3 separate regions of the Mus musculus genome follow, and all the other regions are linked to region 2. Evidence: chromatin loops called from intact Hi-C (ENCODE). Cell type or tissue: heart. All regions are shown on one strand. Links, peaks and the distances in the headings refer to the core of each region. The heading gives the core; the rest is flanking DNA. Region 1 holds the start of Prox1 (prospero homeobox 1). Region 2 overlaps Rps6kc1 (ribosomal protein S6 kinase polypeptide 1). Region 3 overlaps Smyd2 (SET and MYND domain containing 2).

The links. Peaks named below come from ENCODE experiments on the same cell type or tissue, not always from the same donor. Only the 100,000 strongest peaks of a DNase experiment are listed, where the experiment ranks them.
Region 1: a loop joins it to region 2, with 2.8 times the contacts of the local background. A loop is called at or near these places in 4 of 42 quality-filtered maps.
Region 3: a loop joins it to region 2, with 14 times the contacts of the local background. A loop is called at or near these places in 10 of 42 quality-filtered maps.

Annotation. Positions count from the first base shown.
Region 1 is chr1:190,165,887-190,175,681 of GRCm38, reverse strand. Prox1 (prospero homeobox 1) reads left to right here and starts at 4,855. Exons shown (of 5, transcript NM_008937.3): 1 at 4,855-5,414. It overlaps Prox1os (prospero homeobox 1, opposite strand), which reads right to left and starts at 5,386. Exons shown (of 2, transcript NR_151620.1): 1 at 5,254-5,386. In heart, for the core only: no CTCF peak of the experiment used is centred there; DNase peaks (open chromatin) are centred at 781, 4,941, 6,281 and 6,691; H3K4me3 peaks cover 7,301 bases; H3K27ac peaks cover 7,100 bases.
Region 2 is chr1:190,792,639-190,802,433 of GRCm38, reverse strand. It overlaps Rps6kc1 (ribosomal protein S6 kinase polypeptide 1), which reads left to right. Exons shown (of 15, transcript NM_178775.4): 11 at 1,853-3,421; 12 at 3,693-3,782. Among named protein-coding and RNA genes, the nearest start is that of Gm51740, 23 kb to the left of the region's middle. In heart, for the core only: a CTCF peak has its summit at 5,057 (motif pointing right); no DNase peak of the experiment used is centred there; H3K27ac peaks cover 914 bases.
Region 3 is chr1:189,881,991-189,891,785 of GRCm38, reverse strand. Smyd2 (SET and MYND domain containing 2) reads left to right here. Exons shown (of 12, transcript NM_026796.2): 6 at 319-386; 7 at 2,869-2,971; 8 at 5,155-5,265; 9 at 6,367-6,487; 10 at 7,788-7,962; 11 at 9,569-9,677. Among named protein-coding and RNA genes, the nearest start is that of Smyd2, 35 kb to the left of the region's middle. In heart, for the core only: CTCF peaks have their summits at 4,082 (motif pointing left), 7,812 (motif pointing left) and 8,674 (motif pointing right); DNase peaks (open chromatin) are centred at 4,025, 7,855, 8,055 and 8,645; H3K27ac peaks cover 4,485 bases.

The DNA.
Region 1 (9,795 bases), core at 620-8,619, 630 kb after region 2:
ACTCTGCCATCCCTTGCTATGGCCCAACCTCTTGCTAGTCCCTGCAAAGTGTCCCCATCTCAGCACCAGTGTCTGCACCAGCTTTGGCGCGCCACCTCCGCAGCAACAGGCGGGGGAGGGGACATGGCGGGGACAGCGCGGGCCTGGCGATGGCCCACATCTCCCTGCCGCGTGGGACACTCGCGGCCTGGGATCAGGTGGCTGCCCTGTTCGGTCCGGTGTGCGCCGAACCGGGGCGAACCGAGCTGAAAGGCAGCTTATGGCTGCTAAGGAAGGAGGCGAGGGCCGCAGGACACGGGTGGGGGCAGGCCAGGCAGCGGGCAGGTGGCCCGGATCCCTGCACGCTCGGCGGCGAACAAGCCACAGCATCTATCCCCCCCGGCCTGGATGCTGCGAACCAACGGAGAAGGCCAGGCAGGAGTGAGGACAGGGGGCACCGCGTGGGAGCCCCGCTCGCGCCTGGCGCCCGCCGAACACACTCCCCGCCTTCCAGCCCTTCCCATAGTTTTTCCAGTACAGCGGGAGTGTTCCTCGCAGGCTTTGGAAAGCCAGCACCGAGGGGGCTCCGACTCGGAGAGAGGTGGCCTTGGGCATGAAGACAACAGAAGGCCACGCGGCCACTCTCGTAGAGCATTACAACCCTGCCAGGCTGGAAAGAGTGGCGGTGCCCAGAGGCTTGGCGTGATTTTGCCCACTGTGCCCCGCGTGCCGTGGAGTCTGCTGACACGAGCACTCTCACCCACCCCACTCCCGCGCCCCTGCGGCCGGAGCCTGCCTTTTGTACTTCGCTGACAGCAAGACTGGCTGATCACACCCACTGGTGGTGGCGGCGAGTGTGTTGGTGTGTGTGTGAGAGAGGGAACATTCCACTCTGTGACACCTCCAAGTACGGGGAAGAGCACCCTGTTTGTCTCCGCAGGAGTCCCACCGCTTATCTCTGACCAAAGCGCTCTTCCAGTTTCCCTGTTGTGGACTGAAGAAGATAAGATAACTCTGTGTGTGTGTGTGTGTGTGTGTGTGTGTGTGTGTGTGTGTGTGTGTGTGTGTGTGTTTAAAAAGAAAGAAAGAAAGAAACAAAACCGAAATCACAGACTCTCTGCACCCTGGCCCTCAAAGCCTGGGAGGGGTTGCAGATGAACAAGCAATCTCAGGGAGTCTGAGCAGCCCCACCGAAGGCCTGGCGAGTGCCTCTCGCATCGCAGCCCGGTGCAGTGGCTGGGTTATGTAAGTAAGAGCCCTCCCTGCGCTCCGCACCATCTGTTAATATCTTGATATTGGAAAGTTCGGTGCCTGAGGCAAAGCCAGGGCTGGCGGAGAATAGCTTCCAGCCTACTCCTTATTCTTCTAGGGCAGGGAATACCCTCCCCTGGCCCTTTGTTCGTTTCTGTCCACTTCCCCGCATCAAGCTGTCCTATGACACACACTCCCTCGGTCACCAGTAACCCTTCATTCCCGTGGGGTTGTGTTTTTCTTTGAGGTCACCTTGTTGCGTGTTAAGTCTTTCCTATGAATGTTTACGAGTGTGGCGATCCTGTGCCATTTTATGGTAAAATGTGTGTGGGTGGGTGCTCTTTTTGTTCTGGTGGGGAGAAAGCTTTATCATTATTATTATTATTATTATTATTATTATTATTATTATTATTTTAAATCAGTTTTTCTGACAGTCCTCATGGCTCCCAACTTCTTTGGAGGGACTCGCTGGTGTTTACTTTGAAAGCTGTTGGTTAAACAAACATCACTCGAGGCTTCTGTGCAGTGGCGTCCCCAAGAGAGAGCTGCCACAGCTGCTACTTGCCACTGATCTGGTGGCATTTCACTTTCTCCCCCGCCACTCAGAACAAATCCAGGTTGGGTTAGGCGTCATGCTGGGAACAGGGGAGGAGAGGAAGAGGCCAGCCGTCAGCCCGCCTCTAGGCGACGTGCAGCAGGCTGGTCTGCTCCCGCTGCTACAGCGACCTCCCTCTCGTCCCCTCCTCAGGTGGGTGGTGGTGGGTGGGTGGGCAGGCAGGAGGCCTCCAAGGCTCTCCAGCATCCCGCTCTCGGTTTGCCTCTTCATTGGATCCGCTTGACCCCCCCCCCCCCCGCCCCCAACATCTTTTAGGCACTGGTGCCTGCTGTTTGTAAGGTTTCAGATGACCTATAAAGCAATGCTTTCCCTTCCTGGCCCCTAAGGGTTTTTAAGAAGAAACAGGAGGAAAAAGTCAAGGCAAAGTGTGTTCAGCCCGGATGCACAACTGCTTTTCGCTAACAACACTTTAATCACTCTTCAGATAAGCCACTAGTACAACCTGCAAGAGCGCGGCTCATCCCAAGACGAATCAGAACTTGTGCTCACTTTAAGTGTCTAGGATGGTGCTGGCCAGGATGGGCAAAAGAATGGTTTGCAAGGAGCTTGGCCCCTGACTTCGCAGATGTAGCCGGTATTTAGGACACCTCTGGTCTCCAGGCTGACTGATAGCTTTTTCTCTATCAGAAAACAAACCGCGAGTCGGCAGAGATAGGGGCCCTGGGCCTCACGACCGCGACTGCTCTAGTGCGGCTTGGAACCCAGGGGAGCTCCGCTTAAGCCCTGGCCAGACAGCACGCCGGGAGCTTGGCTCACGCGTGGCCTGGACAGTTAGGGGGCAAGACAGGGCTCGGCTAAACCTTTCAGAACCCCAGGTCGCCACCCCAGCTCACACGCCCAGCATGGCCAGCGCTCGGCTTTCCACGCGCAGCTCCTGTGCCCTACTGCGGGCTGCGAACTGCTGCAGCTGAGCCTCAGAGGCGCAGGCTGTCGGTGGGGAGTTTGCTTGTCTGTCTGGTGGTTACCCCAGCTTTATGTCAGGCCTATTTTGTCCCTCTGCGAGATTGATAAATGACTTATTTGAGGGCACGCAGGAAACTTTTCCCGCCGCCAGATCCCAATCGTGTCATGTGCAAAGCGTGCGTCCGAACGCTAAGTGCAACTACAACAAACTACAACAGAGTGGAATCTCTCCGTCCACCCTTGCCTCTTTTCTCCCCCTCCAACCTCCTTTCTTCCTTCCTCTGTATCCTCCCTTTTAGCCGTCGAACTGACGCTAACTTACAAGCGCAAACAGATTCTTCAAGAGAAAAAATAAAGGGTCGAAAAAATTCTCGAATCCCAAATTCCACCCTTTTCAGTACATCCGTTTACCTCAAAGGTGTCCAACCCATATTTCACCCCCATCTAACGGGCACGTGAGTGGGTAATTTCACTCCCTGGCCCCGATTTACGACAGGAGTCCATCATTGGAGGTGCGGGTAGTGTACTGAGCAAGCGCTGGGCAATGCTGTTTCCCGACTTGAGCTCGGGAAAGTCTTCAGGCAGTCAAGGAGGTGGGAAGACGGATAGGTGTGCTTAGGTGAGCTTTTTTTCCTGCACACCCACCTACCTCTCTCTCTCTCTCTCTCTCTCTCTCTCTCTCTCTCTCTCTCTCTCTCTCTCTCCCTCCCCCCCCCTGTCCTTTTCAATATTTGAATTCCGTGCCTGCCAAAAGTTTCCCACAGGGCACACACTTCAGACATACACACTGACACCGTTGTTCGACTCACAGGGGATTAATATCCTCTCCCATTCTGATAAATCGGAGAAGGTCCTAGAGTGTGCGCGGCAGACGATGGCGGCGGGTCTGCTGGTGTACTCGCATCTTATAAATACCCTGTCACAACACGTTTCAACCTTTGATCTGATTGAATTGGAGGGACTCAGAAAAAATTCTTGTCCCCACAGCACCTTTTGTAAAAGTCTCTAATCTCCTAGGTATGAACATTTAAAGTGCTTCTCAGCTCTTGAGGCTCGGGGTTTATGGAGTGTTTATGTCCACACTGCCTCTTTAGTAAGCGCTGCTGTTAACTGTGCCCAGGGAGAGGACCATTCAAGCTGAGGCTGGAGGCTCTTCAGCATTTGTCAAGGAAAGCCAAGGCCCTCTTTAAGAGCCACGTTATCTGAAGAAACCTTGCTGCTAATTTTCACCCAAGATGTCAAACCAACGTGTGTTTTATGTGGCTTTAAGTATTAGAGTCTGAGATGTCTTGCCCAATAAACTTTTAAGTTTGTCATTCAGACTTCGAAATCATGTGAATCCTATATCGAACTAGTTTCTTTGGCCATGTAGGGATGTGCGAACTGGAGAAGGGTGGCCAGAAACGATGTTTATAGCATATGTGGTCACTATGCCTACAATTGAAATAATACTTTTAAAGGTAATCGGGGGCGAATTCCTATAAATTCTGAGGTCTGATTGACTGGGACTCAGCCAGTGCGGGTAGAGGTTTTTAATATCAGACTTAGCGGCCCCAGTGTGAAATCTCTGGCACTTATTTATTTTTTAAAACCTAAGCCTACCTGTGTTTGCTCATCCTCTTTAAAAGGAAACTAGGGTGACTGGTCCTATTGATACTATCTATGATCATTTCCAAAGCAGAACGAGTTGTGCCCCCCCCCCACAACATTCCGCCCTTTATGCCACCCCGACCCTTAAAATATCCACTTTTTTTTATCCTGTATACTTTTCCGAGCCTTCCTCCATCCCAGTCTGGGGAGTGCTCCCGGCCGCTGGGAGAACTCCATCATCTGTGTCAGTGAAATGGAAAAAAAAAAAAAAAAAAAAAAAAGACCTGCGTCCTGGAAGAGCAAGTGTGAGCCGGGCGCCGCGGTGCACAACGCCCGCAGATGGCTCGCGGCGGCCGGGGCGCGGCGATCCAGGCGCCCCAAGCAGTGGCAGGGCGGGGTGGGGGCCGGGGCTGGTGGCCCGGGCGGGGGAGCGCTGGGCCCCCCTCTCCTCCTCTCTCCCCAGCCCCTCACCCCCACCCCTTTTATATATATGTATATTTTTTTCCTCACAAGTTCTCTTGCCTCGCTATCCCCCCTTGAATCCGAAGGCGCCTCGCGATTGGGTGCTGGGACCGGGTACGTCAGTGGGACTGTGACGTGCAGTCTTCCTGTTTCCTTCAGCTGTGTCTTAAAGTAAATCTTGTTGTGGAGCGGAGCCCTCAGCTGAGAGAGCGCTGGGAAAGCGACGGCCACTGCAGCCGGGGAAGCCGCGCGGCGCACACAAGCCTCTCCGCCGTGCCCGCTGCTCCTCGGGCCACCGCTCCGCGCTCCAGCCCTCGCCGCCTTCTCCGCTCTCTCTCCCCTTCTTTCCCCGGGCTCCCGGCTCTGCCCTGCGCGCCTCTCCCCTCCCCTCCCTCCTTTCTCCCCTCGCCTCTCAGCACTCGCCCAGATCACTCGCTCCCGCACAGACTCACCGACCCCTGGGCCAATTATCACCAGTAAGACATCACCGCGTGCGCGCGTGGGTTTCTTCTCTGCCCGCAAGAGAAGAAGAGAGGGGGAGAGAGAGAGAGAGTGAAAAGAAAGAGAGAGAGAAAGAGAGAGAGTGGCTGCGCCCCGCTGCTGCCCGCACCGCGTAAGTATCTTCACCCGGTTGCTGTCCCCTCCCCTTTTCCAGAATCGCTCGCACTGGCTCGTTCTTGAATGGGAAAGAGAGAGAAGAGCCTCCCGTTACTCACACCCGTGTAAACATTCTTTTTCCAAGGGGGAAAATGGTGTTATTTACATGAATCGTGATCAAATAGCCTCTAAAAACAGTTTTCTAAGCAGGAGGCTCAGTGGAACTCCGAGCTCCGCTCCTCCCAGTAAACGAAGAGTAAGTGACCTGCTTGGCTTTTATTTCTTTCTCGCGCCTGCCGGTGACTGGGATGATGGTGGCGATGGGGGGAGGCTGGTGTTGCTGGACTTGTCGCTGATCTTGTCACCTTTTGTGTACTGTGTCTGGGATGCGCTGAGGCTCTGGCTTTCTTTTATTTTGTATTATTTTTATTTCTTTATTTTTCTTGCACTCTTTTCAGGGGAGGGGGCCGCGAGGGGGATGAGTCCCTTTTGGTTGTTGTTCTTCTAGATTTTTTTTTTCTTGCAATCTTCCCAGCTTCTTCTTTTTCTTCTCCGGGAGTTGAAACTCCAGGGCCTGTCCCCGAGTCCTTCTCCCTTTGTCTTGTTTATTCTAGCTGCCTTTCTTCCCGGCTTTCCCTATTTGCTTGCTGTTTGCATACCTTTCACTTCTCCTTTTTTAACCCGGGGCAGAGGGCCGGCCGTGGGGAAGAGGGCGGGGAGGAGGGGGCGCCCGGTGACTTTCCTCTGTGTGCTCAGCGCCGGGAGCTTGCACCCAGCTCTGCAACAGAGGAGAGACGAGTTGGGGGACGGTCCGGTACGGAGGAGCGAGCGCGGTGCCAGTCCACCCAGTCTGCTTGCGCCGCGCTGGGAAGCACTGAGTAGGGGGAGTTTGCCCGAGAGCCTCAGGGGTCGCTAGTGGGGCGACCTGGACGCCGCACCGAAGAGGGCCGGCCCGGGGTCGGGTTGTGCTTGGGCCGCCCATAGACGAGAAGAAGCTCCCAGCCATTACTGGCACGCTTGGGTGGTGGGCAGCTGCGCCCTGGCCTCGCTGAGTGCCGCTACTCTGCTGCCCCAGTTCCTAGGACTGGGGAGGGAGGAGAAGAGCCCAGCAGAGTGGAGAGGTGAGAGTGATTGTTGCTGAGAAGAAGGACGAGGAGGGCGGGAGGAAGGGGGAGAGCTGCTATCTTGCCTGAACAGACAAGGGGAAGAGACGGGGAGGGGGGCGGTAGACCTCACCCAAAGTCCAGCTGAGCAAGTTGTCGTTGCCTTTGCTGCGCCAGCCGGTTAGTCCTGCTAAACTGAGCGCCTATGCAGAGAGCGATGGGGGCCGGGGGAGAGCAGCGAGCCACACTCAGACTCTCCCACCCCTGCCTAGCTTCTTGGGAAGTTGAGTCTTCCTGGCGGCTCAGAGCAGAAGCCGAAGGAGGGGCTGAGAGACAGTCTTAAGTAGCCCAAGGTTGCTGGTTGGAGCGCGAAACGCTGTTCTTGGCAGCCCAGAGCCCTTCTCTGCCTCGGGGAAGGCTGGAACCGCACCTGCTTGCTTCTATTTTTCCTAGAAGATCTGTGTTGTCTCCTTAAGCTAATGAAAACAGAACAAGCCCAGGGTGGCCTCCTCTCTCAGAGTCTCCCTCTTGTTCTCCCTTTCCGAGTTCTGCCTGCTTTTTTACCACCCCCTTCCCATGCCCCTCTGTTAAAAAAAAAAAAAAAAAATCATTTCCTCTCCTAAACCAGTCAGGCAAAAGTCTGTTAACAGAACGCACATGGACAGGGCTGGACAGGTGTGTTGTGTCAAGAAAGACAGGTGCAAGTTTCCTGGGGTCTGTCTTTCTGTACAGCTCCAGACTCCAGGCTTCTGGGACGAAGGGGTTTGTGAATTTATGGTGGTTCTCCTTAACGGGATTGTCAGGCTAATGGGAATCAGGCTCTTGGCTGTTGTGTCTGAGCCCCTGCCGTGAGAGGGTTTTTTTTGGGGGGGGGTAGTTTGTATTTGTGTATTTGTCTTAAGGATGTTGGCAGGTGACTGCTGAGGTCATATCTCAGGCTTCTGTCTGCCAGCCTGCCAAAAGCAACCCCACCCCCAACCCCCACTTCAGGGCAGCAGGTGGAAGGAGTTGACTTTCTCTTTGCTTCCCTCCAGTTTATGCCTCTCTGGCAAGTCGGTGCTTAGAAGGGGGGTTGGGGGGAATCTCGTGTGTGTGTGTGTGTGTGTGTGTGTGTGTGTGTGTGTGTGTGTGTGTGTGTGTGTGTGTGTGTTGCACAGCAATGAGTAGTTTGTAACTGCCTAAAATACCAAAGCCAGTTCACAACTGTGAAGGCTATTAAAGCTTGTCTTTGTAGTGTTTTTTTTCTCTCCCTGCCCCAAAAGAATAAGTGTGTGCCTAAACTCTTTCAAACCCTGTGTTAAATACTCTCATAAAGTGAACCGTGCCTGCCATTGTATCAGACATGTGCCAGGTGTCCTAGATAGGACTTTGATGGAGAGGGAGAATCTAAGTCTGTGAGAGGGAGCTGGGCTTTTGCTATTTGATGGAAGATCTGGGCAGCCAGTTCTATGAAGAGTTTCTTGCAAGAACTTCTGAGTGTTTTCAGAATGAAACAGGCTGCTTGCAGTGAGAAAGAAGAAAGTCTGCTTTTGTGCAGGAGAGATGTTGGGATTTCTATGTAAGTCTGTCTAGGTTCTTAAAACTTAACCTTCTGAGGCCGTGTCTCCTGTTTGAGTTGTATGGGAATAGGCCAGATGATAAACATTCCTGTTGGTTAGTTTTGTTATTTGGGGTTATTTGTCTTTGTTTCCATGAAAATGAAAGATACATGTCACTTAGTCTTTTAACTTAAACATTAGTCACCCCCTTCTATAACTTTCTTTGTATGCTTTTGAAGATTTTAATAATTAAAATGTTACCTATGACTATCTTCATATACCTTATTTTTAATAGGCATTAGCCATGCTTGGCACTTACTGATATTTTATGTGCCTGTTCTGGAGAAATCTACTCATTTTAGTCATTACCTTGTGAGGACAAAACCTTGCATATGCAGCATGTATCATTGTTTTCCATGTGTTCATGGCTAGCTTGGTTCCTTTGCAAGCAGGTTGTGCAACCTCCAAGCCTAAAACTGACTCACTTTGTAAGTTACCAGACCCTTCTTATTTACTCAACTCTTAACATCTCTCTCCACAGATCGCTTGTATCATTTCAAGTATGGTTTAGGCTACATACTATCAGTGCTATCAATATAAGTTTTGCTACTTAGAATTTTAAAGGAAATTATCAAATGTTGTCAATGTTATACTATGAAAACAGTACGCATGGTGATGTGTTGTTATATATTTAAAATGCAGTGTTTGTATAAATACATACAAAGAATTTCTTCAGTATGATTGCCTAGTTCACCCCAAGCTTCAAAAGACAATTCTGATCATTTTGGTCTTCCTGCCAAAAGAAAAAAAGTGTGAGTGTGTTTTTTTAAGATTATTTCTCACACTCTTTTATTTGCCCAATTTGATGAATTACAACTTTGAAATGAGTGGAAATCAATATGTTGGGCAGATCTCAAAAAATATTCTCTGTTCATTTTTCAAGTTAAAAATGAATGGAATTTTAGATAAGATGAGGACGACCAAGTGAAATGGTTATGGTTTAAAAACCTCTTCTTGTAAAAGGAAATTTAATTTTTTGCCAATAAGATCACAACTTGTTAAAGTATTAACTTGTGCCAAGTAGGTTCTTCAAAAATGTCAGAGGCTTTCTTCACCTTGTAACATGCAGAAATATCTCTAAGTCAGAAGTTGCTACTTAGCAGAAACGCAAGGAAGGGACAGCTAGTGACTCTGTATGTCTGCATGTGTGTGTGTGTGTGTGTGTGTGTGTGTGTGTGCAGGTGTGTCTGCATGTATGTGTGTGTGTGTGTGCAGGTGTGTCTGCATGTGTGTGTGTGTGTGTGTGTGTGTGTGCACATGTACAAATCAAAGCTTCTGATTTCCCCCTGTTGAATTCAGGCTGGTTTTCAAAATGACTTAAACTATTGTTGATGCTGTCACTCAAAACTACATGACTAGCTTAAATCATTAGAACCCTCCCCCCTTAAAAAGAAATAAAATCAAGTTATTTCTTCAAATAATTTTATCAACCTGGACAGATAGCTGAGTAACTCTGGTAGGAAGTCATGCCAGCCTTACACTCCCCATGCCTCATAAAAGATTTCTCTGAACTATCTGGATAATTACCATAATGAAACACTTCTTTGTCTAGAATCTGGGCTCCAGATAGATGTAGTAAAAGTTACACACCCCCTCCCCAAAATAAGTTCTTTATTAAAGTTGAGCCCTGCACCACTTTACTTCGTATTGCTGTTTCTTTGAAAAATTCTTTACTGAAAAACTGTTTTGTTTGGCT
Region 2 (9,795 bases), core at 388-8,387:
TCACACAGTGGTTACTGTTGTCAAAAGATTGTGGCAATCTCAGCTAAGCCAGTGGCGCATCCTTAAATGTTAGTACATTTGTGGGGGAAGTCTGAAGCCCTGAACATAACTCTAAAGAGGGCAAAAGGAGACATGAAGGGCCGAGAGAGAGGGAGAGGGAGAGGTGCAAGGCTCTGACACTGACACTGACCCTACTGCTCCTGGTGCTGAGAGCAGGATAAGCCGAATACTGACTTTCTTGGAGTGAGTTGTGAAGCAGGTGCTTCTTGGGTGCCTTTGATGGCTTTATACCTGTGGCTGGCTGCTAATGGTTACACATTTCAGTCTAGCTGCCTTGGTATACAACACCCAGTAGCAAATGAAAACTGATCTGAAAACTCACCCTCCTCATCTAAGTAGGGAGACGTGTGTGTGTGTGTGTGTGTGTGTGTGTGTGTGTGTGTGTGTGTGTGTGGACATGCACATCACAGCATGTGCCCAGAGGTCAGAGCACAGTCTGCAGAAGTTGATTCTCTCCTGCTCATGTGGGTCTCTGGAATTGAACTTAAGTCATCAGACTCAGCAGTAAGCGTCTTTACCTGTCGAGCCATCTCACTTGCCCTTAACACATCTTTCATTTTCCAATTTTGGGAACAGTCTCTGTTGTCATGGAGAATGCATTTGATATATATATATATATTTTTTTTTTGCTGGCTTACTTTATTTATTTTTAATTAGGTATTTTCCTCATTTACATTTCCAATGCTATCCCAAAAGTCCCCCATACTCACTCCCCCACTCCCCTACCCACCCACTCCCCCTTTTTGGCCCTGGCGTTCCCCTGTACTGGGGCATATAAAGTTTGCAAGTCCAATGGGCCTCTCTTTGCAGTGATGGCCGACTAGGCCATCTTTTGATACATGTGCAGCTAGAGTCAAGAGCTCCGGGGTACTGGTTAGTTCATATTGTTGTTCCACCTATAGGGTTGCAGTTCCCTTTAGTTCCTTGGGTGCTTTCTCTAGCTCCTCCTTTGGGGGCCCTGTGATCCATTCAATAGCTGACTGTGAGCATCCACTTCTGTGTTTGCTAGGCCCCGGCATTGATATGGTTTTTAATAATTAAATTTCTAACCCATATGGTTTCTGTGATTTTTTAAAAAATATGTAGATTCTAGTTAGAACATCTCTCTAATCTATAGTAAACGGAAGCACTGTTGTGGCCAGCATTGTGGACACTGTGCTGGGATATTTCATGTTCATTTGATGGCACAGGTAGGTTCTGGGTCTGTGTCAGAACATGGGCTGTTCTTTCCTTGGTGACTCATCTTATTAATAGCTGCTCAGTTAATCTTCCCCAGTAGTCATATTTGTTCATACTAAGTATGTGCCGTGTTCCAGAGGCAGAAGATGGGAGAAAAAGTTAACATTGTCAACATTGTTGAAGGCACCAGCTTCCAGGTCGCCCACTGGTCCCCAGGTCTGCACTGGGCATTTTCAGAGTGGACTGGTGCAGTACTTCCTACTGCAGTGTACAGCGTTAAGCAGCACCATATCTCTGCTGGACTAGTTATGACTTAAGCAGAAGACTAAGCAATGTTTTACTTAAAGATCTAGCGGTGTGGGGATTACAAGGAATTGCCCTTAACAGGAAGAAATAGGTCATAATGTTTAAAATAATCAACACTGCATTGGACACTTACTGAAGTCCACAGAAGACCATCACACTTTGTTGCATGTACTACATACTGGGTCTTTGATATTAATGACTTTTATTGACTTATTTTGTGGCTAGTTATCATAGTGCTTCATTTCCTTTAGTGGCTCAGGTAACTACCAAGGGAGACATCTTAATTTCTTGTCACTGTTGTTCACAGGTGGAAAACTCTGGTCGTATATCAGTAAATTTCTGAACAGAAGCTCTCAGGAAAGCTTGGACATTAAGGAAGGGAGACCGTCCATGCCTCCTCGAGTGTGCCTGCAGCAGCCAAGTGCCAGTCCCCAGGGCGGCAGCAGCTTCGAGTCCAGAGGGAGCGACACGGGGAGCATGCTGAAGGCTCTGCCTCTGAAGACCAGTCTCACCCCGAGTTCTCAAGACGACAGCAACCAGGAAGACGACGGCCAGCCCAGCTCTCCCAAGTGGCTGGATTCGGGCTCCAGTTCAGAGGATGAGTGCACAGCGGGCTACCTGACGCTGTGCAACGAGTATGGGCAAGAAAAGATGGACCTGGTGTCTCTGAGCGAGGAGTCTGTTATGCAGCCTGAAGGGGACAAGGCTGACACCCAGGCGGTTAGTTCCCCAGCATCCCTCGCCACTGGCAGTGTGAGCCCTAGCACCCACCTCAGGGTCTTCTCTGGAGGTGAGGATCTAGAGGCGGTTTCTTCTCCTCCAACATCTGAATCCCTCAGTAGGTCAAAAAACAGCCCTATGGAATTCTTCAGAATAGACAGTAAAGACAGCACAAGTGAGCTCCTGGGACTGGATTTTGGTGAGAAATTACACAGTCTGAAACCAGAGCCTTTGAAAGCCCTCTTTACCCTTGAAGATGGAGACAGCCCTTCTCAGAGTCTTGATCCTGGTGAGAGCAAGAGAGAGAGTGAAGCTCAGGACTCCGTGAGCCGGGGCTCAGATGATTCCGTCCCAGTTATCTCATTTAAAGAGGCGGCTGCAGAGGCTATCAGTGGGGCTGAGGAGGGAAGGCCTGACCTTCTTGTGAATTTACCTGGGGAACTGCAGCCAACCAAAGAGGCTTCAGCAATGGACCCTAAGTTTTCACAGGCCAGTGCAGGCAGGCTGGATAGTAAACTGCTGGAAGCCCCGGATGTGTTGTGCCTCAGGCTGAGTTCTGAACAGTGCCATGGTCTGGGACCAGAAGGCCCAGAGGAACTGAGCGATCCCACTGAATTCTGTCCCGGAGGTGTGATCCCAGAGCACGATGCTCAGGCAGATCCCGGGGTGCTATTCGAGGCTGCCGTTGATCACAGGAGCTCCCCAGACCAGTTTCTGTTTTCCAGCTTGCGTTCCGAGTCTGACAGGCTGGGGCAGGTGGAGGTAGTGGTCACTGCACAGGCCTTGCAAGAAAGCCTGTTCCACATTTCTAGTCCCTGCTCAGGTGCTAATAAAGAACACAGTGCATACGCCGACACTGCCACGTCGGAGGAGGTGTTGCTGTTCACAGAACCGACTAAAGAAGAAGCGAACTCTCTGTTCCAGAGAGACTCGGAGGCCCAGGAGCGAGGTGTGGGAGCCGGGGAAGCAGACAAGGAAATCCATCAGATCTTTGAGGACCTGGATAAACGACTAGCAGCTAGCTCCAGGTTCTTCATCCCAGAGGGCTGCATTCAGAGATGGGCAGCGGAAATGGTGGTAGCCCTTGACGCCTTGCACAGAGAGGGGATTGTGTGCCGAGATCTGAACCCAAACAACATCTTATTGAATGATGGAGGTCAGGAACTTTCACAAATGCATTTCTTTTTATTCGCTGTTGCTTCCAATTAACTGAGTAGGCGTTTTATCTTGTAATTAGTATCTTCATTTCCTGTCTAGAGCTTCATTATCAGTGCGGCAAATTCACCCCCAGTAATAGCTTCTAGTACTTAATGATGCCATTATTCTTAATGATACTGTTTTTAGCTACAAAAGGAGTAATTACAGTTCGCTTCTGCAGAAAATGGAAGAGAAAAATGTTTTGATTTCTCCTGTCGTTTTGTTTTTAGGACACATTCAGCTAACGTATTTTAGCAGGTGGAGTGAGGTTGAAGATTCCTGCGACAGCGATGCCGTAGCGAGAATGTACTGTGCCCCAGGTTAGAGCACTCTCCTCAAATGCTTCACTTGAAAGGTGGCTCTTGCTTCTCTCTGCCAGTTGTGCCTTTCACTAGTGGCTCACACACTCGTCGGGTCTGCTCACCCCTTCAGCCCTAACGAAGAAAAGTAGGGGATTGAACTGTATGGAATCTAAGATGGTGTGTATGGGTGTGCTCTTGGTAAAAGCATTTATATATCTCTGGAAACTCATTGTGTTCTTTGAAGTGTCTTAAGGAAGGCCTTGTGTCCCCTGAGCCTCTCCACATGGGTGGACTTGAAATTTTATTAAGATATGGGTCTGCTTTTTGTTTTTAACATCACAGATGTATGTCTGTGGCCGTCCAGGCCTCTGTTGGCATCCATAGTTAAGCATATCCGTTGAGTTTGTGTTGCCCTCTTGTCAGTGCAGATGGGGTGCTGTTTACCCCACAGCTTGCCCAGTTTTTCTGAGCACTAAGTCTCAGAAAGGCGCAGAGTTCACTCATCCCTCGCCCACTGGCTGCCAGGGGTCTCAGGCCGAGGGAGTGGGTGGGCTCCACTGGGTCACTGGGTGCCCACATGGGCTTTCGTTGGTGCTGGCTCACTGCTGTGCTGCTCACCTTGCTTAGCTCGGCTCCACAGGAAACGATGATAATTAGGAATAAAAGGCTTTATTGTTTTTAGGGAACCTTACCTTGGTGAGAGTTGCTGGGCTGAGGAAAGGCAGGTTTTCAACCCAATGCAAATTCCCCAACTTTCCCCCAAACAAGCACTTGTGAACCGATGCTGTTATGTAGTTAATGAATAACGGAAACGTTGTAGTGAGACTGTTTGCTCTTGTGTTCACTGGTGCCACTTTCTAACGTGGTTAAGAACTCACATGTTAGGTTCCAGCTAGCATGGCTATATTTGCTAATTACAGTGAATTTGGAGGTTTTAGAGTCCACCTTAGACCTGGGAGGAGAGCCTGTGAGTAAAGTGTGTTCTGTCCTGAAGTGGGGCCCAGTGTGCCACGGAGATTAGAGCTGAGTGTCGTGCGTGCATGCTTCTCTCCGAAGCAGTGGCTGTGGGGCTGTTTGCCATCTGAGCACTCACAGGCCGGTTCTCCTTTAGCATATGAGCCTTTTGACATGATGGAATAAAACTATCCCACACAAACCCTCAGTTTCACTCACTGAGTTTATCAGTTTCCAAGTGTACTGTTCCAGGTTAACAATTAATTCCAAGTAACAGTTTTCCATGTTCACCAGTTTCCAAGTCCAGGCTCCAGGAATGCCATTCCTCACATTTGACCAGCAGGTGGCAGTATACCATTAATGGATTCTTCGATTTCTGCAGTCCCCTTCCAGGTTGTCCTTCATAGTGTTTGGGGGAAAAAAAATCCAGCCAAACTGTAGTCTAAAGAGAGGCTTTGTTGTGATTGTTTGTATGAAAGAATTGCACCTTCCAGCTGCTTAACTGCTCTGTGCATGAGCCACGGGGGTTGTTCCTCCAACCCTTGGGCAGATCAACTTTAGCGACAAGGAGAAACCCAGAAAAGTAGATGCCTCCTTCTTGTTAACAGGACCTCAAACCTATAGAGGCAGAGCCTGCACCTCGGAATCCTAGAGGGGTTGGAGCCTCAAGCTGCAGCACATCCCTAAAAACCAAAAGGCTCTCCTGTGAGTAGGTAGTCTCCCTTGTCAGTGGCCGAGAGCAGTGGCAATGGGCCAGCATTCCAGTGCACAGTGACCACAGCAGAAGGTAAAGAGAGTCCCTGGCAGCAATTTCTCTCTCCCACATTCGGCCCTCCCCCTAACTCTGACCTGAGTCCCGCTGAGATAGTCACTAAAGCCAAAGCTCTGCTGCCTGGTTAGAAAGGAAAGTCCAGAGGGTGCTGAGGGGAGCTCTGCCCTCTGTTTATCCAGTGTGGCCTGCCCCTGCCCTCCTCCCTCCCGGGATCCTTATCAGCTGTTTGTTCAAAAACCATCACCCACCTGCCTGTACTTTATACTATCACCGCATCCTTTTATCTTGTGGATGATGTGCCTTGATATTTTGAGAAAAATTTCCAGTAACAGATTCGATTTACATGGACAGAAACTTGAGCAAACGCCAGACTAGCAGGGGGGCTATTATTCTGTTCTATAAATAAGTTTAGACCAGAAAACACTCACAGAAACCTGGGAATCAACATGTTTGGGTCTAATTGAGGGGAAAAGCAAGATAGATAAATTTTGAAATGCAAATGATCACCTTCTGTTGTTTAAGAATTGCTTCTGCCAACTTTGTGATCTTGGATTTAAAGCCACAGACCTCCAGCCATGTCTACGAAGGCTCACAAGTTCCTGCAAAAAAAACTAAGAACTTGAAAAAAAAAATCGCCTTTTATGTTAAAGCAAAGAGATCCAGCGATACAAAGACAAAACCCATGGAGCTCTGTCTGTCTGTGCCTGTGAAAAAGCCGGCCCTTAAATGGCTACAGCTGCGGCTCTATCAAGAGGATCTTGAGAATACGAATTTACAGAGCAGACTTAGCCCTCTTCTCAAAGTTGGACTTTTCGGGTTCGTTTCGTATCTTTGGATTATCTAGCAAGGTTTTTATTAAATAAACCTCACTCATGGCAAACGGCTTCCTTTCATACTGCATACAAACAGAATGGCGGGGAGAAAGAGGAAAGCAGGGCCGCAGTGGGCCAGGTAGGCAGAGGGTATGCAGCACTGAGTAGGTCTGCAGCACTGTCCTCTCTCGGGCACACCCTCAGGAGCTCCTGGATGCACTAGGACAGGTAGTGATCAGAAGCCAGGGTGCCGCTCACTTTTCTCTTGAGCACATGCTCGTGGTAATTTGAATTTTATTTCCAATGCTATAGAAACCAGAGCTTCACCAAGTTTTTGACCCAAGGATTTGAAATATTTCTCCACTTAGTAGCATAGAATAAATTTTGCTACAACATTTTTAGTGTTATAGAAAAATAAAATACAATGTCAGGGACTGTAGTTAATGTTTTCATAGCAGTATCTTTTACCATCAAAGGCAGCTAGAAATAAAACTTATACTCTTAACCATGTGACATACAAAGACTGATTGAAAATTCAGTGTACAGGCTAGCTCAGGCGAACAGAATCGGATCCAGCTTGGTTATCAAGCTAATGCCCTCACCCACACGCCTGTTTCCTGTGTCTCTGACACTGTGACTTTCAACCCCATTATGAACCCTTAATTTTAAAAACTTGAAATTTACATTGGTCTTTCTCACTGACTAGTTATCAGCCTGGAGTTTTATAGGTGAGTGTGCATGAATTGAAGAGGACCGACACACTTTCCTCTGCAGCCGCATCTCCACGCTCCCAGATGTCAAATGACAGCTTTGCTTCCTCTGTTAGGCGATTTCACACTTGAAAACAGCTCACAGCTGACAGTGAAAAGTGAAACAGCATTCAGTCTGCAGAATTCAGGGTAGAGCAGGACACTCAATGCCTCCGTCCTGTGCTCCCCAGAGAGTCCCCAGACCGACTAGTCACGCATAATTCATGAATATATTTTGGGGGAGTAGTCTCTCCTGCCCTTCTCCATCACACCCTTCCCCTCCGTTTCTTTCTTAGTAAGTGTGGTACTCAGTAGTGTACTTCAGTGCTTTATATTAGAGCTAGGATTCAACCCAGGGGTGGATTAATATGTGTTGAGACCATCAGACACTTCTTAATTTAGAGATTTCGATGTCATTGAGAATTGCTAGGCCCTTATGGTTTGTCCCAGACATGGCGTTGATGCTTGTGTTGATCTTGGACAAATTATTTAAGATTTTTCAGGCCTCCTTTTCATAGTAGTAAGTAGATTGTTGAATAGAAATAAGATCACCTATGTCAATCATACAACACATTTCTTATACAAAAATTGGTCAGAACTGAAGTTCATCAAGCACAGAATTCCACCGAAGAGTTGAGTTCAAGGAATTATTTTACTTGGAAGACTCTTAAAGTATATTTTCATACATTTGTAGAGTTTTTATAAAAACTATAAAGTATGGGCATGAGGGATTTATTGAAAAAATTCATTTAGAGGAGGAAGCAAGACACTTTAGAATACACCAAAAATTCCCAACAGGAATAATAAGGATGAAAGAAGCGAGGTTTATTTAAATATGAGCATTTAAGAGTTGTAGAGTGATTTCAGCAAACAGGAACAAAATAAATAAAGCTGTGTATTTAGAAATTATGAGGACATAGTCAGGAAATGGGACTGTGGTCTTAGGGCAGGCTTTTCCTCTTCTGGAGAAAGTAATGGAAGGCACGGCTGAGTTTAAAGCTAATTTGAGAAGGGTTGCATTTGTGACTTGCTAGAATTTGCCCTTGAGCAAAATGATCAGTAGGTCCCTGGTACATAGGCGTTTTTTTCTGGACTGATCAGCAAGTGTCTTTCATCTTTTGCCTCCAGTTTTTGCTGCAAAGCCAATCTGTTTCTTTCAAGGGGAGTAAACTGTCCAGTTTCCAGAAAAGAGCCGGGGTTTCACACTTGCACTCCACTACCTGCCGAAGCGAAAAGGGTGTCAAGTCTTCAGAAGTCTTTCCTGTCAGGCAGGGAAGCCTGTCTGCCACCCAGGAGAGGGAAGAATGGATGTGGAAGGGCTTGAGGGTCTCCTGCCCTGGGGTCAGAAGGACCTGGGAGCCTCACACGTACCCTAACTTGGCCTGACACCTTAACCAAGCTGAATGTTTTGAGGTCACATTTCTCGTACTGGCCACAGAGTGGGAACAGAGAGTGAGATGGTGGGCACTGAATAACTTAGCTCCTGCCATTTAGTATCTTAGAGCTGTATATGTCCGGGCCCCGTAAGAGAAGAAACTCGTCAGCTCCTAGAAGTAAAGCACGTGCAAGGATGGTCAGTAGTCCAGTAGCTCACGAAGGAGAGGCGAAGCACAGCTTCACTCTCCGTAGTCTTCCTCACGGCCTGGCATTCAGCGAAAGGGCAGCGTCAGCCTCAGGAACTGCTGGAACTAACAGGCAGCAGGCTTACTTTGGCTCTTAGCTTTGGAGGTTCTAGTTCAGGCTCAGTTGGAGCAGTTGCTGTATAGCACTCAGGAGTGGGTGGGGCCAGGAATTCTCTTCATACCTGGGTCCTAAGATCCTCCTCAATACGTACATGTCCCCAATGACCTAAAGACCTTTCACCAGGCCCCAGCTCTTTTTTTTTTTTTAAAGATTTATTTATATGAGTACACTGTAGCTGTCTTCAGACACAGCAGAAGAGGGCATCGGATCTCATTACAGATGGTTGTGAGCCACCATGTGGTTTCTGGGAATCGAACTCAGGACCTTTGAAAGAGCAGTCAGTGCCCTTAACTGCTGAGCCATCTCTCCAGCCCCAAGGCCCCAGCTCTTAAACATTCCTTGGCTTCCTGTAGTGCCAAGCTGGGGACAAGCCCTTTGGCATTCAGACCCTTGCGGACTTTAATACCTAGACGTTGGACCATTAAAGGGAGGTTAATTTCACCAAACCCCTTCCTTTCTGATCTTATGCATGCTCTGTCTTCAGGTGTGAGGCCCTGGAAGCCATGGCTGCAGAGTGATGCTTTCTGTCTTGATGCTGGAGTTGGTCTGGGACAGTTAGGCAGCTGACTGCAGTACCGTACCAGCATCATAAGTTGAGGGGCTTCTGTTTGCCTCTGATTAGCAGAGAAGACAGAAGGCTGAATCGTGGAGTGTGTGTGTGTGTGTGTGTGTGTGTGTGTGCATGAGTGAGTGTGTGTGTGCATGTGTGCATGCCCATGCTTTACTCAGGTGTGTGGAGGCCATAGTCTGGTGTGTTCCACTGTTGCTTTCCACATTATTTTTGCAACAGTCTTCGAGTGAATGTGGAACTTGCCTTTAGGCTAGATTGCCTGGCTAGGGAACCCATGGGTTTCTGCCTGTCCTGTACCCTACTGCTCCACTGTGCCTGACTTTTAGCGAGTTTGGAGTTTTAAACTAAGGTCTCATATATGTGCAGCAAGTGCTATACCCCCTGAGCTACCCTGCTGGCCTGGAATGCTTAATCTTAAGCATTGCGTTCT
Region 3 (9,795 bases), core at 861-8,860, 910 kb after region 2:
GCCTGACTTCCTGACACACGGACAAGGTTTCAGTCCCATAAGCCCCATCACAGGACCGCAGTGTGCCCAGGCCAGTCTAACTCTGAGGAGCGCCCAGAGCGCATGGAGAGGAGCTTTGACCCAGCATGTCTGCTTCTCTTTGTTGATACACTAAGATGTGAGGTGAATTTTATTTGGACAAAGGATGCCTTGGCCACAGGAACACCTGCATGCCTGCCTTTGATGATTGGGGGAGGGGGATCTGTGACTGGAAGTTTCTCTCTCCCTCCTCCCCTCGCCACCCTACCCACCCACCCCCACCCCCCCGTTTCGCTGCAGGTGAACTGTAATGGCTTCACTATTGAAGATGAAGAGCTCTCCCATTTGGGATCGGCGATATTCCCTGAGTAGGTTGAGTCTGACTTCATTTCTTCCCCTTTGTACTTATTTAACACTAATTTGATTTTTTTTTTTTTACATAACCCACCTGACTGTGTGTGGCAGACATGAAACTCCAAGTGAATTAAGACAGCTTTTTAATCTGTCAGATTTCAAAATATTTCCCCTACACTTAAGGATCCGGAGGTGGCAGTTAGCAGAGCGGTGGCGGAGACATCCCGCCAGCCCCAGAGCTGTTGTGAAGAAGTATCGGTGTGGAGAAGCCTGTGGCTTGCTGGGAAGTGTGCTCTCTGCTGGGCTGTGGGTCTGGCGATCTTGTTTCTTACGCTCAAAGCGAGACATTAATTGCACATGCAAGGACTAACCGTGGTTTAGGTAGAGAATGTATGAACTCCTGCCCATCTACCTGTTTTGGAAAATACCAGTGGAGAGTGGCATCGTTTAGAGGGAGGCTAGGTGGAGATAGTAAACTAGAGAAAGTTTTCAAAGCATTATCGGCCATTTCCCCCTCCTGATTTCTGGAATATCTGGGTAATTCCTGAAAGACCAGCTAGATCATGTGGGAATTCCAGAACAGTTGGTCCCTATTTCACAGGAGCAGCCAGGGAAACCTTTGTGCACCCTGAACAGATCCACACCGTCATTCCACGATGCAGAGGGTGGGAGTGTTTGGGGTTCTGTTGAAGACCCCTGGGGATGCCTGCTGCTCCTCACGTGCCATTCCATGTGCTAGTGCTGGGTGTTTGTGTCTGCTGCTGGGCTGCAGGCATCAGGGAAGTCAGGAGAAGGGGACCTGAGTGAGCAGATCTTGGCTTGGGCAGCTTTCTCCAGAGAGAGAAAAGGTAGCGGTGTTGGCCCTTAGGCCAAGGTGAGGTCTCTTGGCAGAGATTCTCATAGACTTTTGGGAAGAGAACAGAGAAAAGGACAGGCATGGGCTCTGCGAAGACAGCCCAGGCAGCCATTGAATTCTGCACTGTGGGCTGTTTATGAATGTCTGAGGATGTCTGAATTAGAGACCTCACCATGTCCCATGGCAGCCAAAAATGACAACTGTGGATCCTGAGCTGCCTGCCTGTTTGTTTTACTGCCATCCCCACCACCTCTGTTTAGAGAGACAGCCTAGCACTTTTCCAAGAAGGTTCTAGAAACCTGTTATTCGTTGCTTTTAACCTGCGCCTTTGGGAGCTTTGCCGAGCAGACATCCCGGCACCTGATGCCCTAAGCGTCCCTGTGGGAACCTAAGTAGGCTGTAGTATCAGGTAGAGACGTCCCCCCACAAGAATAAGAACAGGAGCCGGCTACCCGTTCGTGCCAGGTGTGAAGCTCATCGCCCGCTCTGCTCAGCTCTCTAGCAGGCAGGATAGAGGACGGTCGCTTCTCTCCGAGACACACCACAATGGGGCAGAAACCTTCAGTGGTCCTGAGACCCATTTGGGTTTTTTTGTTGTTGTTGTTGTTTTGTTTTTTGTTTTGAATCCTGGGGTAAGTAAGAGAAGGGTTCTAGTCTCTCATGGGCCAGGCAGTGCCAGTCCTCCCAGTGGTGACACGGACAGGCGTGCCCACGAGAGCATAAGCCCAGGTTTCTGGGCATTTTTAATTGGGGAAAAATCCTTTGGGACTGGAACCACATCAATGCGTGATTTCAAAGGCAGCATCTGTGAGATCAAGCACTTTCCCCTGTAGTTGAGAAATTTCTGTTCTCAGAACTTTGACCTTGAAATAATCAGAAAGCTCAAAGCATCTCACCTAGGCGAGTCTCTCCTGTCACTGTCCCTAAAAAGCAGACAGCAGCAGGAGCGGCCATGTCCCAATTTCCCAGATTTGGAGGTTGAGGGGCCTCTGGGGCCCTAGGGGGTGGGAGGATCACAGCCCATCCTCCCCCAAGCAGATGCCATTTCTCAACATCTGAAGGGAACGTTTGAGAAATGATCCACTTAGACAAAAGGACAGCCCCTTTGTCTTGCATCTGTGTGTACGTGGGAGCATTGTCTGTGAGTCTGTCTGTCCAGACGGAATACTTCGGATAGTTGTTATTCGTTTATAGCTAGAGATCAGATTTCGCATTTGAGTATAGTGAAAAGAGTGCCATGCCAGCCATTGGAGCTGAGGATGTGGCTCGCTAGGGTAAAACGCTCACCTACCATGTATAGACCCCTGGGTCTGGGCCCCAGAACCGCATAAATTGGGTGTGGTGACACATTGGAGGATCAAGCCTTCAAGGTTTTGGAGTGAATCTATAGTGAATTCTTAGACCAGTCAGGGCTACTGGTGACCCTGTCTTAAAAAAACAAAACAAAACGAAAAGGCTAGGTATTATTCTAAATGCTCGGTGAACATGCTCGCCGGACAGTCTGAGCTGGCTGTCTGTAGACGTTTAACCGTCTTACACAGGCTCAGCTCCTCTTACTCATCAAACGGGTAAGCAGTAAGTCACTTCAACAGCCAGCCCACGGCATTCAGGCAACTTGAGTTTTCACTTTTGATTGGCAGTGTTGCATTGATGAATCACAGCTGCTGCCCGAATGTCATTGTGACCTACAAAGGGACCCTGGCAGAAGTCAGAGCTGTACAGGAGATCCACCCAGGAGACGAGGTGAGAGTACAGCTAAACTGTCTGGTTTTGGGACCCTTCCTGGGTTACCTCCCAGATTTGGGACCTGGCTTGATGTTCCTTGCCAGATACATGGGTGCTTGTCATTTCCTTTGGCCAGATAGAAGCAAGAAATACATTTGAATTAAATTCTTTTTTTTTCAAATTCATTGTTTTACTTTGCATGCGTGTATATGCACACCTCTGGGGTTACAGCACCAGGTGGGTGCTGGGAATTAAACTGGGGACCTCTGCAAGAACAAATGCTCTTAACTTCGGCGCTCTCTCTCTAGCCTCCTGCAGTGAAGTTCTCATCTCAGCTTTTACACTCTGGGTATCCCTGTTATCAGACAATCGGCTAGTGAGTTCCTTCCTGTCCCATAACACCCCACAAAGCTCTGAAACATTGCTGCCTGCTTCGTTACTGTTTTCGTTGTGGTGATAAAATGCCCAACAGAAGCAGCAAGTCTGGGAATGGTCTCGCTCTGTGATACAGGCCTGTCCAGCTGACAGTCGGTGTCACGGCCAGTCAGTGTCAACCACCACCGCACTGTAACAAACAGCCTGGCAGGAGCTAAAGAGGCACAGTCCACGAGGCCTGTCTTCCCATTCCCTGCCCAGATGAGGAAGCAGAGGCACTGTCAGGCAGGAGGCTCCATCAGCTTCCTTCCCTGATGTAGGGGAGGTAGAGAGAGCCACATTCTTTACCACCTGTTCCCTGAACCACTTCTCTGTCTGTTGCTGTGTGTGGCTATGCTTTCTGGGTTAAGTTTTGAACCTGCAATGCTGTTTTGAAGGACGTGTCTGAATACTTAAAACTTTAAGTAGAATTCCCAGTGCTATGTGACGCAAGCTTTGATTTCTCTGGAAGGTTTTTTAGCAGTTCACAGCTGACATTCAAGCCTCCTTCCATCCCATCTCTAAATCCAGCATGAGGTGGGGATCCAGTGTGGAGCCAGGATGTTGAGGGTCCTGACCGGGTCTGTGGAGATGACCTTGAGGCCTCTTTTAAACTGAGACTGAAATGGCAGGGCTGGTAGACTACCCAGAGAGGCTAATGACCTGGACAGGCTGTTTGAGCCTTGAGTGGTGCAGCTGGGGTGGCCTTTGTCGCCATCTTCTGGAGGCTCTTGTTGGTTGCACTGTGTACCTGTCGAAGGATCCCTGTGCTGCAGGGAAGGGTTGGCTGGTGCTTCTCTTTCTTGGCTGACACGGATTGCTCACGATTGTTCACGTAACTTCAGTTTGGGGAAGTCGGTACTTCCTGGGTTATTTGCCCTCTAGGTTCCTGGCATTAGATGGAGCCAACATATGCCCCAGGCTTGCTTCTTGAGTCAGGAGTCACTTACTACCACAGCACCTAGCCCTGTACTGATGTCCCCGACTGCCTGGCAGGCCCATGGATCCTGCCACGCTGGTGACTTTCAGACACTGCCTGGTTGTGTGGGATGCAGGCATCGCTGCCCCCATGAATAGATGATGGATACTGCCACATGTGTCCAAGGAGAGCTATGAAGTCCCTCTAACACAAACTCATAAATGCATTTAAAATATTATGAAGTCTTTGTAATTTTTTTTAAAAAAAAACCCGATTGTATGCTTCTCAAGTATGAGCTATATACATAAAGGCATCATACTGCATTGTCAAAATGTTGTGCATACCCAGAAGGGCTGGTGCTGCAGGTCTTCCTTCCAGACCTTTCTGTAAAAGGCAAAGCCAAGAGAACAAAGGGACCCAGAGTGACTGCTTCTGTGTCCAATGGCCAGCAGGGTCACAGCTGCTGCTGTGCATCCTGGAAGCCGTGTGTGCCGCACGGCCCCGGAGCCACTCAGAGCTGTCCCACCCTCCAGCCCTTGCTCAACCATGTGATGTCAGGAGGAAGGGTGAGCAGATCAGGGTGTCTGAGGCCCTGTTCTCCCCTGCGCATGCCCAGCCTTGGCCTGATCCTTGGTGAGGAAAGGTGAAGGGTCCTTCTTGCTCTTAGTTGCCAGTGTAGGGACTTAGCATATAGACCTTCTGGTCACCTCAAGGAGATGAGCTCCACAGCCTCTCAGCCAGAGTGAGCCATGTGACCGTCATTGTGACTGACCCTCAGTGGTGGCTCTGCTGGGCCTGTTGCCTCTCTCATCCTTCAGAGGTTGGCAAAGCCGTTCCCTATTGCAGACCTCTGGCTCTCACCCCCCAGGTGTTCACCAGCTACATCGACCTGCTATATCCAACAGAAGACAGGAACGACCGGCTAAGAGACTCCTATTTCTTTACCTGTGAGTGCCGGGAGTGTACAACCAAGGATAAGGTCAGTTCACTGATGGGACAGAAGAGGGTCCCTGCTCCGAGCCCTCCCCAGCCTCCCCTGACCTGTCTCCCCACACAGCGGGTATGTCAATCCTTTTAACCGGTGTGGTGTGACAAAGTCAGGCGGAGGGAAGCCAAATAGACAAGGCCCTGCTGTGCCAGTGGGAGACCTGCTGGGTTCCCGTTTCTCAGAAAGTCACCTGGGCTGTGAAGATGGCCTCAGCAAAGTGCTGTCTCTGCAGGAGCCTGAGTTCAGTCTCCACAGCCAAAAAGACAGATAAGACGAAGTAAACTCACAGTCCCAGCACTGTGGCAGGGAGGGGCTCGGGGAGGCCATAGGAGCCTGCTTATGGGGTCCAGGCCACTGAGATAGTGTGTCTCAAAAAGCAAGGTGGGGGTGAGGAGATTGCTGGGGCGGGGTGCATCTCTCCAGTGCTCATATAAAAGGGCACATGTCACTCTGTGTCCCTGTAACCACAGTGCTGGAGTGCGTGCGTATGTAGTGGGTGTAGAGAGAAGATTGTTGGGGTCTGGGGTTTACTGGTTACCAGTGTAGCTTCAGGTTCAGTGACAGGTGAGTGAGAGAACAGCGCACATGTTCTCCTCCTCTGCCCTGCTTGGTTTTGCCAAGGCATGCCCCTGACACTCATGCATGTGTGCAAAACCAAGGTAGATGGCACCTGAGGAATGACACCGCAAGCTGACCTCTGGCCTCCACTCAGGCAGGCACACACATGCACATGTACACACATGTGCTCATAAAGTGCTTCCCAAAGAGATGGGAGGGGAAAGGCATCTGGGAGTCGGGCTCAGGCTTTTTGAACCTGTCACCAGGTTCTACACGGCACACACTGTCGGTTTTCAGGGCCAGCCCTGCTCACTGGTCTGTCCTGACTGACAGACATGGACCCACAGAAAACACAGTTGGGACCCTGCCTAGGGAAGACTGGTCAGAAACTCACCTTATGTTTTTATAAAAAGGGGGACAGTGTGGAGTTCCCCCTAGACCCAGAACCCCTGCATCTGTGGGGATACAGGGATGATTTGAGCAGCTCCCCCACCCCACGGGGGGGGACGTCTCACACTGTGGATTCCCCCTCAGGACAAAGCCAAGGTGGAAGTCCGAAAGCTCAGCAGCCCGCCACAGGCAGAAGCCATCCGAGACATGGTCAGATACGCACGCAATGTCATCGAGGAGTTCCGGAGGGCCAAACACTACAAATATAACCTTTCTGTGTGGCCTGCCAGGGGCACAGCACCGTGTCTCACTGACGGGGTGTGGTGGGACGCTGGGAAGAGAGAGGAGAGGGGAGGAGTAAAGTTTTGAAAGGAAGATGGTCTCCTGTGTGCTCGTGGGAAGACAGATGGCCCACAGCAGGGTGTTGGCTCTGCCAGGAGCGACTGTCCTCACTAGACTGAAGTGGCCAGGAGTGCCACATGGGGGAAGGCTACCTTCAGAGGAGCTATGTTGTTGATGTTTTAGTACAGGTAGGCACCGTGCTAAGAACGTTGCTCACCTCAGCCCCCCATCCACGGCACACTGACTAGTGGCCATTGCTACCAAGCCCACGAGGAAAGAGTTCCTTAGATACACGGCCCCGTCTCAGGGACGCTTGGTGGTGGCAGGACTAGGGTTTGGTCAGCAGAATCCGTGTTCTTCCACCGTACTGTGTTCTTAGGATTTGCATCCCAGAGGGCAGAAGATGAAGCTTTTGTTTCCTTGCCCTGCTTCCCCCACCCCCATCTTTCTTTCTGTCTTCTCTCATTATTAGGGATTGAACCTAAGGCCTTGCACATGCTCAGCACGTGCGTCGCCGCTGAGCTGTGTCTCAACCCCTCCCCCCACCCCTCTTTTCTTTTCTTTTTTACCCAGTGGCTCGTTGAGAACACGCAGGAGGATGATAGGCTGAGCAGTAACTCAGGTGTTGCCTGAAGCCTTCCGGTTTTATTTTGAAACATGTCATGTTTTCAAGGCATGGTCCAGGCTGATAGTGGACACCTTCCACGACCCAGGCAGGCTTTGAACTTGAGTTCCTAACTCCTTGGCCTCCTGAACAGCCAGAGTGGCAGCCTGCACCCTGAGGCCCTTGAGGCACATTGCTTCCTAATGCAAGAAACCTCTTGGGAGCCTGGGCTAGGGTTGCTCTCTGCACTTGGAAAAAGTTTCTGTGCCAGCACAGCTTCCTCACGTGAGGTACTGGGTTGCTCAGGCCCCCAGCCTGGATGAGGATTTGAATTTAGCGAAGATGAAGGACTCCATCCTCGCCGTTGGTCCGTCCGCAGGGCCAAGAAGGCCTCTCTTTGTGTTTCCCTAGTTTGTTTCTTCAAGGGAATTTCGATTCCCTTGACTTCATTTTCCCCATCAATACTTTACCCAGGAGGGAGGGGAGGGTGGGTGGAGGGGAGGAGATGGCCCAGCCTGCCCCTGCCTGGGATGCCCCGCCCCTGCCTGGGATGCCCCGCCCCTGCCTGGGATGCCCCGCCCCACCTGGGATGCTGCCTGTTTCCTTGACGCTTCAGCACCCCCTAGTGAGCTGCTGGAGATCTGCGAGCTTAGCCAGGAGAAGATGAGCTCCGTGTTTGAGGACAGCAATGTGTACATGCTGCACATGATGTACCAGGCCATGGGCGTCTGCCTGTACATGCAGGACTGGGAGGGAGCCCTGAAATACGGGCAGAAGATCATTAAGCCGTACAGGTGAGCGCCGGGCGGAACTGGGTGGCTTGCTCGGGGTGAGCACATCTGCATGCAGGTCCGGGCTTCTCCCCACCGAGCTGGCCTCCTCTGTCCTGCCAGGGAGCTCCCTCCTGAGGCAGAGTGTCACAGGCTACCCACAGAAGTCCCCTCAGGCCAGGGTTAGAAAGTCAGTCAGTCGTTCACATCTGTGCCCACCTGCCTCTTCTGTGTTAAGTGACACTTTTGACCTGGTGAGTGGAGGCAGAGGGCGGGGGCGTACCACAGCCTCCTTCCCAACCTCCTCCCACACACTGCCTGCTGCCTCCGCACACTGCAATCCCAGCTGCATTTCACCAGCCTCTAGGACTCACGGTTTGGCTCAGTCAAATAAAACAAGATGAGATTCCCATTTGTAGAAATAATGACTGAGCCAGAGAAATGGTCCATCCTAGCGGGTCACCAGACGTTAATGTGGGAGGTAGGAATGCACAGCACTGTCATTGTGTGTGGCCAGCCACTCCGAGGCTGAGACCCCTCACTGCAGAGCTCCCCAAGGCCTGCACACTAGGGGGATGAGCTATGGAGCAGTGTGAGCATTAGGCTGGAAGTCCCCTCCCCCAGAACATGTCTGGTGATCATGGTGAGTCCAAGAGGACTGGAAACTTGCAGTGAGGTCGGCCCCCACATCCCCTGATCTCTGCCATCTGTTTACCCACTGTGCTCTGGAGAGCCAGCAGGGGGAGCCAAAGAGGACGCCAGGTGTTCAAACTTGCTCCTGGAATGAACCAAGTTGGAGACCTCTGACCTTTCCCCTGCCTCAAACCTTCCTCTCAGAGAGGGACCCAGGCAGACAGCATCCCAGGCCTCAGATTTGTGGGGACGGTGGTCGGCGCTACACGACCCAAGGCTTCCTGTAGGCAGCACGCCTCCTCCTGCCTGGGAATTCTGTCTTCAGTCTTTGGGACAGAGTGTCAACATAGACAGAATAGAGCACACTGGCCTGGAGGATGCACATTTTCCACATTTGCACACTCACTCACCCACAACAGCTGTATCCTGGGCTCTGGGCTCTGTTCCCAGGAAAATGGGTCGCTCTTGAGCAGACTCCATCAGGCAGACCTCAGTTTAAACCAGAGAGAAAACCTGAACTGGACGCACAGTTCTGCTAGGCAGCAGAGCAGAGTGAGAGCGAGAGCAAGACAGACAGACAGTTAGACCAAGAAATCAGAGGGCTCAGGGTTTAGCAGACAGTTGGGTTCCTCAGATATATGTGAGTGTGCACATGCGTGTGACGTGTGTGTCCTGTCTGCCTAGTGGGAGGGAGGAGGCCTTTTTGCCGTCTGTGTGGAAGCAACATTTGCTCTGACATTTCCCTGGCGCCTTGGTCTGAGGACAGCTGAAACAGACGAGTCTGGGTTAGGGCTGAAGTTGTGTTGATGCGTGCTTCACGGTAAGATTTCCCCATCAGTTTTGATGCAGCCTCATCCAAAAGGAAACGGTGGCGGGGCATTCACAGTGCCTCTGATAGTGCACACTAGCCCACCTCACACTCTACCCGGCACCGGGTGGGCTTTGGGGAGAGCCCGGCAGACTCTGACTTGGTGACCTGCCATCTCTCCCTTCCCAGTAAGCACTACCCCGTGTACTCCCTCAACGTGGCTTCCATGTGGCTGAAGCTGGGAAGACTGTACATGGGTCTGGAAAACAAAGCGGCCGGCGAGAAGGCCCTGAAGAAGGTACGTTTGGGGCTTAAGGCCGGGCGTCCAAGCAGTTAGTCAGGTCTGCTTCTCAAGTGCCCTTGTGCCCTGGGAGGCCAGTGGCTGCAGAAGCTGAGGGTGACTCGCTGTGGACTAC